Regions from separate parts of the Homo sapiens genome. Here region 1 is linked to region 2. A link is a contact called in ENCODE Hi-C data. All regions are on one chromosome and are shown on one strand. The core of a region is the stretch at or near the end of the contact, and the rest is flanking DNA. Distances in the headings are between cores, read along the strand shown.

What was found. A loop is a pair of places that touch in the nucleus more often than their neighbours do. Pooled maps may share reads with other maps.
Region 1: a loop to region 2 is called in a map with no recorded cell type, with 3 times the contacts of the local background. The contact joins the enhancer-like site here to the promoter of TEC in region 2. A Hi-C loop is called at or near these places in 2 of 37 single-sample maps with no recorded cell type and 2 of 50 pooled maps.

What each region holds. Positions count from the first base shown.
Region 1 is chr4:47,509,008-47,514,511 of GRCh38, forward strand. It overlaps ATP10D (ATPase phospholipid transporting 10D (putative)), which reads left to right. Exons shown (of 23, transcript NM_020453.4): 2 at 3,497-3,823. The coding sequence starts at 3,534. Among named protein-coding and RNA genes, the nearest start is that of ATP10D, 26 kb to the left of the region's middle. Within about 2 kb of position 1,569, at least 5 of the 41 ENCODE cell types and tissues checked have a DNase peak (open chromatin) inside an H3K27ac peak, as active enhancers do.
Region 2 is chr4:48,266,110-48,272,037 of GRCh38, forward strand. It overlaps TEC (tec protein tyrosine kinase), which reads right to left and starts at 3,729. Exons shown (of 18, transcript NM_003215.3): 1 at 3,643-3,729. LOC105374445 (a long non-coding RNA gene) reads left to right here and starts at 3,863. Exons shown (of 2, transcript XR_007058111.1): 1 at 3,863-3,957. RefSeq lists silencers at 3,539-3,668, 3,729-3,798.

The sequences.
Region 1 (5,504 bases), core at 319-2,818, 760 kb before region 2:
TGTGGAGCTTTATTAATAACAGAGGCTTCTCCAAGTACTAACATACTTTTAACTTTGTTGGAAGTGACAGAGAAAGAGTGAAAGGCTCTTTCCTGACTACTGTGGGCACAGTGCTGCCCTCCCCTGAGCCTTCTTGTCCAACTGCTGTCTTTCAGTAATTTTCTACCATAAGATTCTGTTTTCTTCTTCTTTTTTAAATCTGATATTTTCAAACATTGAAAATATTATTTCTTTTTATTCGTTTACAAAAACATCCACTGAAATAAAATAATTTAAAAGATCTTTATAAATATTTTATCTTTAGCTCTCTGTAGAACAAATACCTATTTCTATAGGAAAAGCTTTCTGTGTATAACATTATTGACTGAGGGAGAAAGGGTTGTAAGGGGAAAATTTTGTTTTAAAAACTTTTGAATTGACAAATACAAATTGTATGTATTTATGGTGAAGAATGTGATGTTTTGATATGTGGATGTATTGTGGAATGGCTAGCTCAAGGTAATTAACATATGTATTACCTCACATACTTTTTATTGTGGTGAGAACACTTTAGGTCTACTCTCTTAACAATTTTCAAGTGTACAACATATTGTTACTGTATTAACCATAGTCATCGTAATATACAATAGATCTCTTCAACTTATTACTCCTTTGTAGCTGAAATTTTGTATTCTGTAATAGTCTGTTTTCTGCATTTGGGGTTGTGGATCTATTTAGGAACATGGATCTATCCATTTCCATGTATAATTTCAGCTTTGTGTGAAGCCACACACTATCAGTATCTTTTTACCAACATGTACACTAACATTAGTGGATCTTGAAACTAATTCAATGCATCCTAACTAGTACTAATATGAGAGAGAGAAGAAAGAAGATCCCTGTATGCATTGCAGGTGGTAAGGGTAAGAAATATTTCATAGAACTTTTGTTTCAGGGGTGTGTGTGTGTGTGTGTGTGTGTGTGTGTGTGTGTGTGTAAATTCTACTTTGCATCATAGAATGTATTTCTTACTGGGAGAGCAGTTAACGCATTTCAAAAGCCTCTGATCTAGGATGACTAAATAGATCCTTGGTCATTCCTGCCTAGTATAAGAGTTTAAATTTTAAACTAGCAATTTGAAAGGATTTTCATCATATGTTAATTACCTCCAAGCCTAGGCTTTTCTCCTCAGTCATTTCAAAGCACTTCTCTGTCTAGCTTAAATCTGTCCTCTGATCCAAGGGTCACTTTTCAGGAGAATGACAGTGCTGAAGAGAGAGTTCTTACAAAATGATGAGCTGCCCAGCCTTGGAGAGTAGGAGAGAGACTCTTGTAGGCTCTAGAAGGGGGCCATGGAGGGCAGTGAGCCAGCCCTAATTCTATCTTCACCAAAATTCCTTGAAAATGAAAAGAAGGAATAAAGGAGAAAGGCAATGTGGGAGTAAATAGAGAATCTCATGTACATTTAAAGATATTGAAAAGTCCTAAAGAGAAGGAGACCTAGAAATACTTTTGCAATGAAATGTTTTGCAGTCGTTATGGGCTTGTTTCTTAGGAACTGAGTGACTTGGGGAAAGATGTAGTTCTTGTCTGGGTTGTGGAATAAAAAGCTGATTGTTTCTGTGAACCAGTAAGTATGTTTGCTAGCGTGAGGTTATTAGTCAGACACACCACAAATTAGCAGAAGTTAACACCTCCTGTATTTGTTTCATGTTTGTTTAGTTAGTCCTGTTTGGACTCTCAAGAAATTGTATTTCAGAATTTAAAAAGGGAAGTGAGATTTAGATTGTTGTATGAGATTGTGGACACTAGAGGGATAAACATTCTTATGTCTTAGTAAGAATTTAATGGCAAGTGAATGCTTCCTTTTAAAGTTTCCAGAAATAAATCAAATTGTGCTGATTTCAACCTTTTAAAAAAAGTCACATTTGTCATAATGGTAACCTAATGTGCATTATGTGAAACTAATGAAAAGCACTTAGTATTTATGTTCAGTATTTTCTGTTATCTATTGATTCACTTATAAAGCACTATCTTATGTTCTTATTCTGGGGGAGAGTTCTAGATATGTTATGAACTACATTAATAACTCAAGCTGCCATTGTGAGCAGCCAGTTAAAAGAACCAAGCCACTTTTGTATGCTTGGTGAAGTAAAAACCAGCTTTTCAAATATACTTCGGAGGCAGACTTTTAAAAAATTATATTGAAGAGATAGTAAATGTTATTTTGGCCAGTCAATCTTCATTGATTTAGTTATCTATAAATAAATATTTTAGAGGCCAAAATCCAAAAGAACTGTTTTTTTTTCTTGTTCCTATTATTAGTATAAAACCGATGAGGCTGACATGAATATTTTCTCTCATGATAAGACGGGCTATCTATTGTGGGTCCAATATCCAGGCACAACTACATATACTCAGAGGCTGTTGTTCTTCCCATCAAAAGTGATTGTCTGCCTGTAATCCCAGCTATTCAGGAGGCTGAGGCATGAGAATTGCTTGAACCCCTTTCTTTCCTATTTTTGTTTTGATTAACAAACTCACATTTTGTTTTGATTAACAAACTCCAGGTAGGGCTGCATTTCTTGGAAAATAAGGAAACCTTAGAAATAAGGAAAATAAGGGAATATGTTATCAGTTTGATTTTGTTTTGTAGCAAAGCACCCCAAAACTTAATGACATAACATTTATTGATTCATAATTTGATGGGTGGGCAAGTCGGGCTGAGCTCAGCTGAGACATCTTTATTCTAATTTGTGCCTTCTGGGCACACTCGCTTGTTAGTGGTCAGTTGGCAGTCAGTGGTGTTATTTATGTATTTATAGAGGCTATGGTGGTAAATGGGGCAACTGAGGCATGTGGTGTGGGCTACAGTGGTTCCTAGAACAGTGAGAGAGAATAAGCTCCAGTGAACAAGCACTTTTCAAGCCTCTATTTGCTGTCTTGTTTACTAGTGTTACATTAGCTGAAGCAAGGCACATGGCCAAGCCCAGACACCACAGGTAGAGAAAGACTCTACCTCTTGATTGGCAGAGAGTTATGCTTGCAGAGATAGGAAGAATTTGTGGGCATTTTTGTAATCCACATAGAATGGGTTTTTTTGATGTCCTATGATTTATCAGACTTTATGCTATGTGACTTACCTGTTATTCATTTAGTCCTCAAAACAATTTCCTGACATGCCTGGCATTATGCCCATTGCAAAGATGATAAAACTGATGATCAGAGAAGTTAAGAGACTTGCACAAATTAAGCCCAAATTGTTTGCTTCAAGTTATGGAATGGCCTTTTAGGTGCTGTCTCTTGTTAAGCAACATGATCAGATGCTTAGCCCATGAGGCAGAAGATGTATGCTTTATTTGGTTAAAATGGAGTTCTAAAGACTACTTTTACTTTCTCCCTTACATGTTGAACCATTGGGTCATATATTTATTTGGTATAGAAAAAATATTAAAATTTCACTATCTTTGAGACGTTTCAGAAGCTCATGGAAGTGTGGTTTTTGTTTGTTTGCCAGGTCAGCTACACAACCTGGATCTTACCACAGTTTGGATATGACTGAGGCTCTCCAATGGGCCAGATATCACTGGCGACGGCTGATCAGAGGTGCAACCAGGGATGATGATTCAGGGCCATACAACTATTCCTCGTTGCTCGCCTGTGGGCGCAAGTCCTCTCAGACCCCTAAACTGTCAGGAAGGCACCGGATTGTTGTTCCCCACATCCAGCCCTTCAAGGATGAGTATGAGAAGTTCTCCGGAGCCTATGTGAACAATCGAATACGAACAACAAAGTACACACTTCTGAATTTTGTGCCAAGAAATTTATTTGAACAATTTCACAGGTACTGTTTTATTTTTGAAGAAAACCTTAGAATATCATTCTAGTTGATATATAACATATTTTTCATTTTCATAACCCTGTATATTACTTAAACCTAAGACATGTGACATCATCCTTGACAATTTTGATACAAATCTGTTGTGGAATGATGACTCCTCCCATTCACGTAGCACTTTCCAATTGGAAAGGTGTTTTCTCTTTACCAGAAAAGATATTGTAATTCACATATTATAGGTTAGGAAATGACTTGACTGTGGTTTAGCCAATGTCATGCCAATGTCAAGTAGCAGACCAGGGGCTGCCTCTGGGGGTCTTCTTACTCTTGCTTTAGTGTTCTTTCCATGAAACCACGCGCATTTTAATTTCAAATTTTTCTTACTGATAATAGGAGGAAATAGAGCTCTGAAGCCAGTGCAGATGTCAGATGTTTAGGTGAAACAGTGACCTAATTCAACTTAATATCTCATTCATGGACAATCTCCTGTGAGTTTAGGCACTGAAGGAAATGGAAGTGTGAGTGCCACTCCTCTCCTTGTGGAGTTTGCAGTTGTGCTAGGGAAACACAATATATACATATATAAAACAAAAAGACATAGGGAATGCAATGAGTGTTATAAAGGGCTGTCAAATAGAATGAAAGCCTCAAAAAGAGAAATAATAATGGTAACTGGAGCAATAGAAGGGGAAGTGACATTTGACTTAATAACAGAGGGTGGGTGAGATATTCAAAGCAGAGGTGTGAGCAAAGCATATTTCAGATGGAGGAAGGAGTATGAATAATGGCATAAAGGCAGTAGCATAAAAGGCTTGCTTGAAGCCTGGGAAATAGTGTTCTCTGACTTACATGTAACATCTGTGCTGAGGAGCAACAGGAAGTAAAGTCAGAAAGATAGATGTGACCCAGGAAAGAGGTCTTGCTATCAGGATAAAGAGTTGAGGGCCAAGTCTGCAGGCACAATTACCATGCTTACGTCAGTATTTCACTATGGAAGCAGTGTGGTGGGTAGATGAAAAGACTTAGAGATGATGGCAGAGAAAACATTTAGGAAGACATTGTATATATCCCAGTGAATTGTAATGGAGACCTGACCTTGGAACAATGTGGGAATGAAAAGAAGGGTGATCTCTTACAGATACTGTGGATTTAGTGTAAGACATTCAGTGAAAGGAGTAAAAAAGATGATGTGAACATGTTGAGCTGTGATGACCAGAAGTACTAACAGAAAAATGAAAAACAAGAGTAAAAAGAACCTTGGCTGGAAGAGTATTTTGTTTTTGTAAATGTATTCAAGACGCCAATGCAAGTAAAGAGATTCTCCATATTCTTTAGTCATTCCACATACATTCATTCTCATCATTCATTCTATATATGTTCCATATGCATTTATTAAATAGTGGCTATGTTTAAAGGACAGATTTGAATTTGTTGAATTAATGGCTATGTAGCCCTATGTGTGTTTCATTCTTTTATGGAGTTTGGAATCTAGTGTACCCAATGGAATAAAAACCTGAAACAGAGTTCAAGGTTAGAGCTATAGGTTTAGATGTGGTCCACCTGGAAAGAATTGAAGCCACAGAGTAGCAGAAAGGGTTAAGAAAGAAATTTTCAGAGTAAAAAGATTTGGAGGTGACAAAAAAGAAGTATATATAGATTATTCTTTTGAGAAGTTTCATGGTCAATG
Region 2 (5,928 bases), core at 2,479-4,978:
TACACTCAGTCAAACTATCAATTGTCAGTTGAAAACACATTTTCAGGCATCTACAGTCTCAGAAAAGTAGACCTCTAGGCATCCTATTCCAGGAAGCTCCTTTAGGATGGGCTCTACCAAAAGAAGGGAGTCAACCAAGACTGAGGAAGACATGTGCTACAAGTACCAGGAGATCCAACACAAGAGACAAATGATGAGAATCTCCAGAATGATGACAAAGGGAACCCTTGGGGTGACAAGTGTGCCAATGTACCAAAGGCACCCAGTCTGGATTATAGCAAGCCAGTAGGCTCAGGAACAGCTTCTTGAGGAAAACGAAATTGACAAAATACCTGGTCAATTGAGGGAGAATTTGGAAAACTGGCCAAGAGCTGTGGGTTTAATCAATGAAGAGCACAAAATAAATAAAATGAACAAACAAATCCATTATTAACTCCAAGGAAAATAAAAAGTTATGTTTGGTCACGCCTGTAATCCCAGCACTTTGGGAGCCCAAGGCAAGTAGATCACCTGAGGTCACGAGTTTGAGACCAGCCTGATTAACATGGAGAAACCCCATCTCTACTAGAAATACAAAAATTAGCTAGGCGTGGTGGCACATGCCTGTAATCCCAACTACTCAGGAAGCCGAGGCAGGAGAATCGCTTGAACCCGGGAGGCAGAGGTTGTGGTGAGCCAAGATCGTGCCATTGCATTCCAGCCTGGGCAACAAGAGCAAAACTCTGTCTCAAAAAAAAAAAAAACGAAAAAAAAGTTATGCTTGGCTTAGCTGTGAATTTTGATCTAACCATTATTCAATATTCTGTTTTAACGACTGCAAGAATGGGAAAATAGGGAAGCTGTACTTGCGTTGGGGGTTGGAGGGAAAAAGAGAGCCAACTCATCATCTTCCACAGTGGGAAGTCAACAGATAATGCTTAAAATTGAAAAATCAAGAAGTATCAACTATAAGCCACAAATGGCAAAGAATTACAAGTGGTTGTTTCTGGAAAGGGAGAAATGTAACTTGGATAAAAGTTTAAAACTATAAACCATAACAAAACAAACTTTGGCTTCTGTGCCCACACATTTTTACATTTGTTTGCTTTTTCTTTGTTTCCCTAATAACAATCTGTTTTGAAAAAGCCCATCCTTGTTTCTCTAAACAAAAGAGTATGTAATTCTCTACATCTATACTACAGTAGCTGCGGTCATCTGAGCTCTGAGCAGTCAAACATGGTGGGGAAATTAATTGTTACAATCCAATCCCAGAAGAATTGGTTGAGCTGGGGTAGTGACAATAAGGCAAGCCCAAGCACAGGCGTGTTTGGAGGTGGAGGCAACTACTAGGCCCCTTCCTTCTGGGTTGTTTCTTATTTTTCCACAAACCTTTTATAATAGCATAACCACATCGTACAGGATAATTTTACAATTGCCAGTGACCATGAGCCAATTTCACTTTTTTCCAACAGACTTGAATGCCCAATTTATGATCGTAATTAGTCCAACCAAGGCAGCTGGCCCCCAAGACTGTTGATCTGGGTTTGACTTCAGTAACTCCACTTTGCCTGCTGTAGACTGGACAAGAAGGGAGCATAATAAAGGCTCTGAAGCAGCAGACATCCAAGGAGCATCCACGGGGAACCAGCACCATGCTGAAGATCAACACTCATGCTGACTCTGCAGACCAAGTACCCCTGCCCTGAACAACATGGTGATTTGTCTAGGGGTAAGAATCTGGGAGGGGTGGGGTGGAAGCTAAGGAGCTGGAACAGCTGGGGCAGGGAGGAGAGGCACCAACCTGGTCAACCTGGAGGAACCTGTAGGCAGAGGTGTGGCTGGAGGCCCAAGGCCCTGTCTCCCAGCACTCTGGATACCCGGAGAAAGGCAGAGAGGCCAGTAATTCTTCCCCAAGCGTAAAAGTAGGCCAGACACTGCTCACAACCCTTCCAACCTCCCTATCAAGGGTCAACTTAAGGAAGCAAAGGTTACCATTATCTCAGCTTTATTTTCCACGGTTTGGTAAAACATAGCTGCTGCCCTTGAGTAACTAGCTGCTGAGAAAACATGATTATCTTGATAAAGAATAAAGTAGGTTGAAAATGCTAGAGCATACATTAATATTCTATATCCTTTCCTAGTTGGGAAGATGTGAAAATTCTAGTTGGACCTATGTGGGGCAAAGGTATTGCCAACTAGAGTAAAGCACTGACTGCATGAGTTTACACTTGGCCTATACAGTTCCACAGACCAGAATGTACACACCCTTGTGAGAAGAGTCAAGATCATTAACATAAACACACCACAGTAAGCATCTGCGTTGGCAAGAGTGTAATATATGGATCAGATTAACTGGAGTATGGGGAAAGTGTAAGTCTTCCGTAAACATTGAAAATGTAACTAAACTAAAAAATACTTTCAAATACATAATGTGAAAGTTACCCATACTTCTATTTTCCCCTTAGAAATAAATCTTAATATCCCTTACTCCAGGTGATTATTGCAGAGTAAGCAGCTACCAGTGTCACGACCTAAACTGTTAAATCCCAAACTTTATTTGGGAGATCCGCTGGTTTGTTTCTTCCCAGCTCTTTAGCAGAGAATAATCTAGAAGTGAGTAAATTCTCAGAATTTCCCAAGAGGAAAATGAGCATTCACTGGAAAAATACAAGGAATACGCGCAAAACTTATAACTATTTTGGATAATCTTCAAACCCACTTAGCCACCAGCCATCCTGTTGTTCCAAGTTAACATTAAGATCAATCTTTCGAATCAAATATTCCAGTTTCCAAAGAATAGCAATGGATGAGATTGTTTCCAAACCTGGTACACACCACCATGTTACACGTCCACGGGAAAAATAAAATAAAATAAAATCCACAAGAAATTTAGGATTAAAGAAAATTAGGAAAGTGTACACTCCCAGGTCAAGGCCCTAGTTTTTCCAAGAAGTACATACATTGGCCGGGCACCTGTTTTCAATATTCAAACACAACTTCCCGGGGCGAGGTGGGCGGGGTATTGGGGGGGTGGGGAAGAGAACGTGAACTTCACTGGGTGAGTCACGTGCAACTGCGGAACATCTTGGCCGATACTGCCAAATTTTTTTTTTAATACTTTAAGTTCTAGGATACATGTGCACAACGTGCAGGTTTGTTACATATGTATACATGTGCCATGTTGGTGTGCTGCACCCATTAACTTGTCATTTACATTAGGTATATCTATCTCGACACTGCCAAATTTCAATCAAGATCGCGCCGCCGCCCAACCCGAAAGGAGGCATCAGCCCTGCTCGCCGCTGGGACGTGACCCCAACGCTGAACTTGCCGCAGGGCGGCCTCAGGCCTGGAACTTCAAGAAAAAGGGGCGGGTGTTCCTTAGGAGAGGTCAGTGCGGGAGTTGGAGAAGTGGAGAATCTACTGCCGGCAGGAAGGCGAGGCTGCGCCACTGCGCGCACCTGTCCCTCCTTCCCGGACCGAAGAGGGGACCCAGAGACGGCGCACCCGCGCTCACTGCGGCACGGAGGGGAGAAAATCCTTCCCCGTTCCTCGAGGGGCGTGTGGAAGCCGCCTCTTGCCGCGCTCATCCCCCTCCCCACCCGTCCTCGCCCGGAGTATCGCACTCCCGGGGCCGCCCCAGCCCGCCCGCGGCGCCCTTACCTGGCTGAAGCGCGGCTGCTGGGCGGACCTGGGGAGACTGCGAGGTGCAGTCTGCGCCGCGGAGTCCGGAGCCTAGCGCCCCAGAGTCCAGAGCAAAGCGCCCCGCCCCGCCCTCTGATCTCCCCGTCCCGCCCCCAATCACCCCGCCCCGCCCCGATTGCTGGCCCCGTGGACGCCCTACCCCGCCTCTGATCCTGCAGGCCCGCCCAGTCCTCGATCGCCCCGCCCCGGTCGCTTGGGCCCTGGGTGGCAGGTTTGCGCAGCCCTGCGGCGATTTCAAGGCAAGTGACCGGAATGGGTCGGAAGCGCGTCCCGGTGAGTTTCAGGGAGCGTCCCTTAGGTTTCCGGGGGCGGCGTTGAACCTCCCTAGCCCCAGTCTTCCCATCCCAGGAGACCCGCCCCTAGTGGCTCGAACGCCCCTAGCCAGGAGAGCCCCGAGTAGTGCCACTTGTGGAAGACTACGTGCCTGTCGGAATTAGGAACCGCACCTCCCCTTCCGCTAAGCGGTGGGAGGCCAGGCGGGTGACGCGGAGCAGTGGAGCCATGCAGCCTGTTTTACCAAAAGAGTAAGTGGTTTTCCTGTGAAACCCGAGGGAGCAGTGCATATCTGATACACTTAGAGGGTCACGTGCACTATTAATGTGTTAACATTAAACTCACTGAAGAGTAGAAAACACATGTAAGACTTAACTGTGTGCCAGGCACTGTTCTAGGTACTTCACATGTACTAAAAGTTCTCTGAAGCGTATATTATCAGAATCCCCCTTTTCACATACGGTGCAAGTGAGGCAGAGAGAAGCTAAATAACTTGCCTAATGTCACCCAACTAGTAAATTGAGAAGCTGGGTTGAGAAGCTGGGCTTCAAATCCAGGTCTTCCTCCTCTGGAGTCTCCACTGTTATTCACGGCTATCCTGAATCAGCAAAATCTGTGTGCATCCTATACCAGGAACTGTTCCCATGCCTGGGGAAGATGAGGCAAGGACTCTGCCATTAGGAAACTTTTATTCTACTGTAGGAGAAAGACAATAAGTGATTGTCGACTAAAATTTAAAAATCAAGCTGTTAAAGAATGAAAGTTAGTTTTATTCAGAAGTCTTACTGAGGACTAGAGATGGAGGCCTACAGCCCTGGAGGAGTCTTTTAGAGAGATTCAAGCAGATCCCTCCAACACAGAACTTCCCTTCTCAATTTAGAAACAGTTGGTGAAGATTCAGTATGTGTAAAAGCACATCACAGTTTGGGCTTAAGAGTACATCTGTTTATAGATTACAGAAGCATAATCACTAACCTCATCAGACTTTATCTTAGGTGCAGTAAAAGGCAAGGGCTCAGGCAAGAGACGTGGGGGATCCTGTGTTCTATCTCGTTTTGTCTTCAAAGCATCTTTCCGCCAGCTGCAGGTGGTCACAGAGTCAGGGGCTGTGTGAAATTATGCTGACAAGCAGAAATGAGCAAGCATGGCTTCTTAACGTTTGTTACTTGTCTCACATGATCAACAGGCAAGCAAAAAATTAAACCACTTCGTAAGTGAGGTGTCTTGACTAAAATAAAGCAGGGTGATGGAATTGAGAGTGAAAGGGAGAGGGAGGCTACTTTAGATATGATGTTACTGGAGGCTTCTCTGGGGTAACAGTGGAGCTGAGACCTGAATGATAGGACAGACGGCCAACCCAAGGCTGAAGCTAAGGGAATGGCAAGTGCTTTGATACTTATCACACCTCATGCTTGCTTGGGACTTAAAAGTAGTGCCTTCCTATATCATTTCTCCTTTGATCACTGTAATAACCCTGAGAAGTCTAACAAGATTCCATTTAATACAGTGGTCCCCAACCTTTTTGGCACCAGGGACTGGTTTTATGGAAGATAATTTTTCCATGGACAGGTGTCAGGAAGAGATGGTTTGAGGATGAAACTGTTCCACCTCAGATCATCAGGCATTAGATTCTCGTAACGCGTACACCACCTAGATCCCTCGAATGCACAGTTCACACTAGGGTTTGCACTCCTGAGAGAATCTAAGGCCAAGGCTGATCTGACAGGAGGCGGAGCTCAGCCGTAATGCAGGCAATGGGGAGTGGCTGTAAATACAGATGAAGCTTTGCTCCCTTGCCCACCGCTCAACCGCTTACCTCCTGCTATGCGGCCAGGTTCCTAACAGACCTCAGACCGGTACTGGTCCACAGCCTGCGGGTTGGGGAACCCTGATTTAACAGGGAAAACAATAACAGCAACAACAACTGAGGGTCAGAGAGGTTTCAATGACTTTCCAAAAGTCAGACAACTA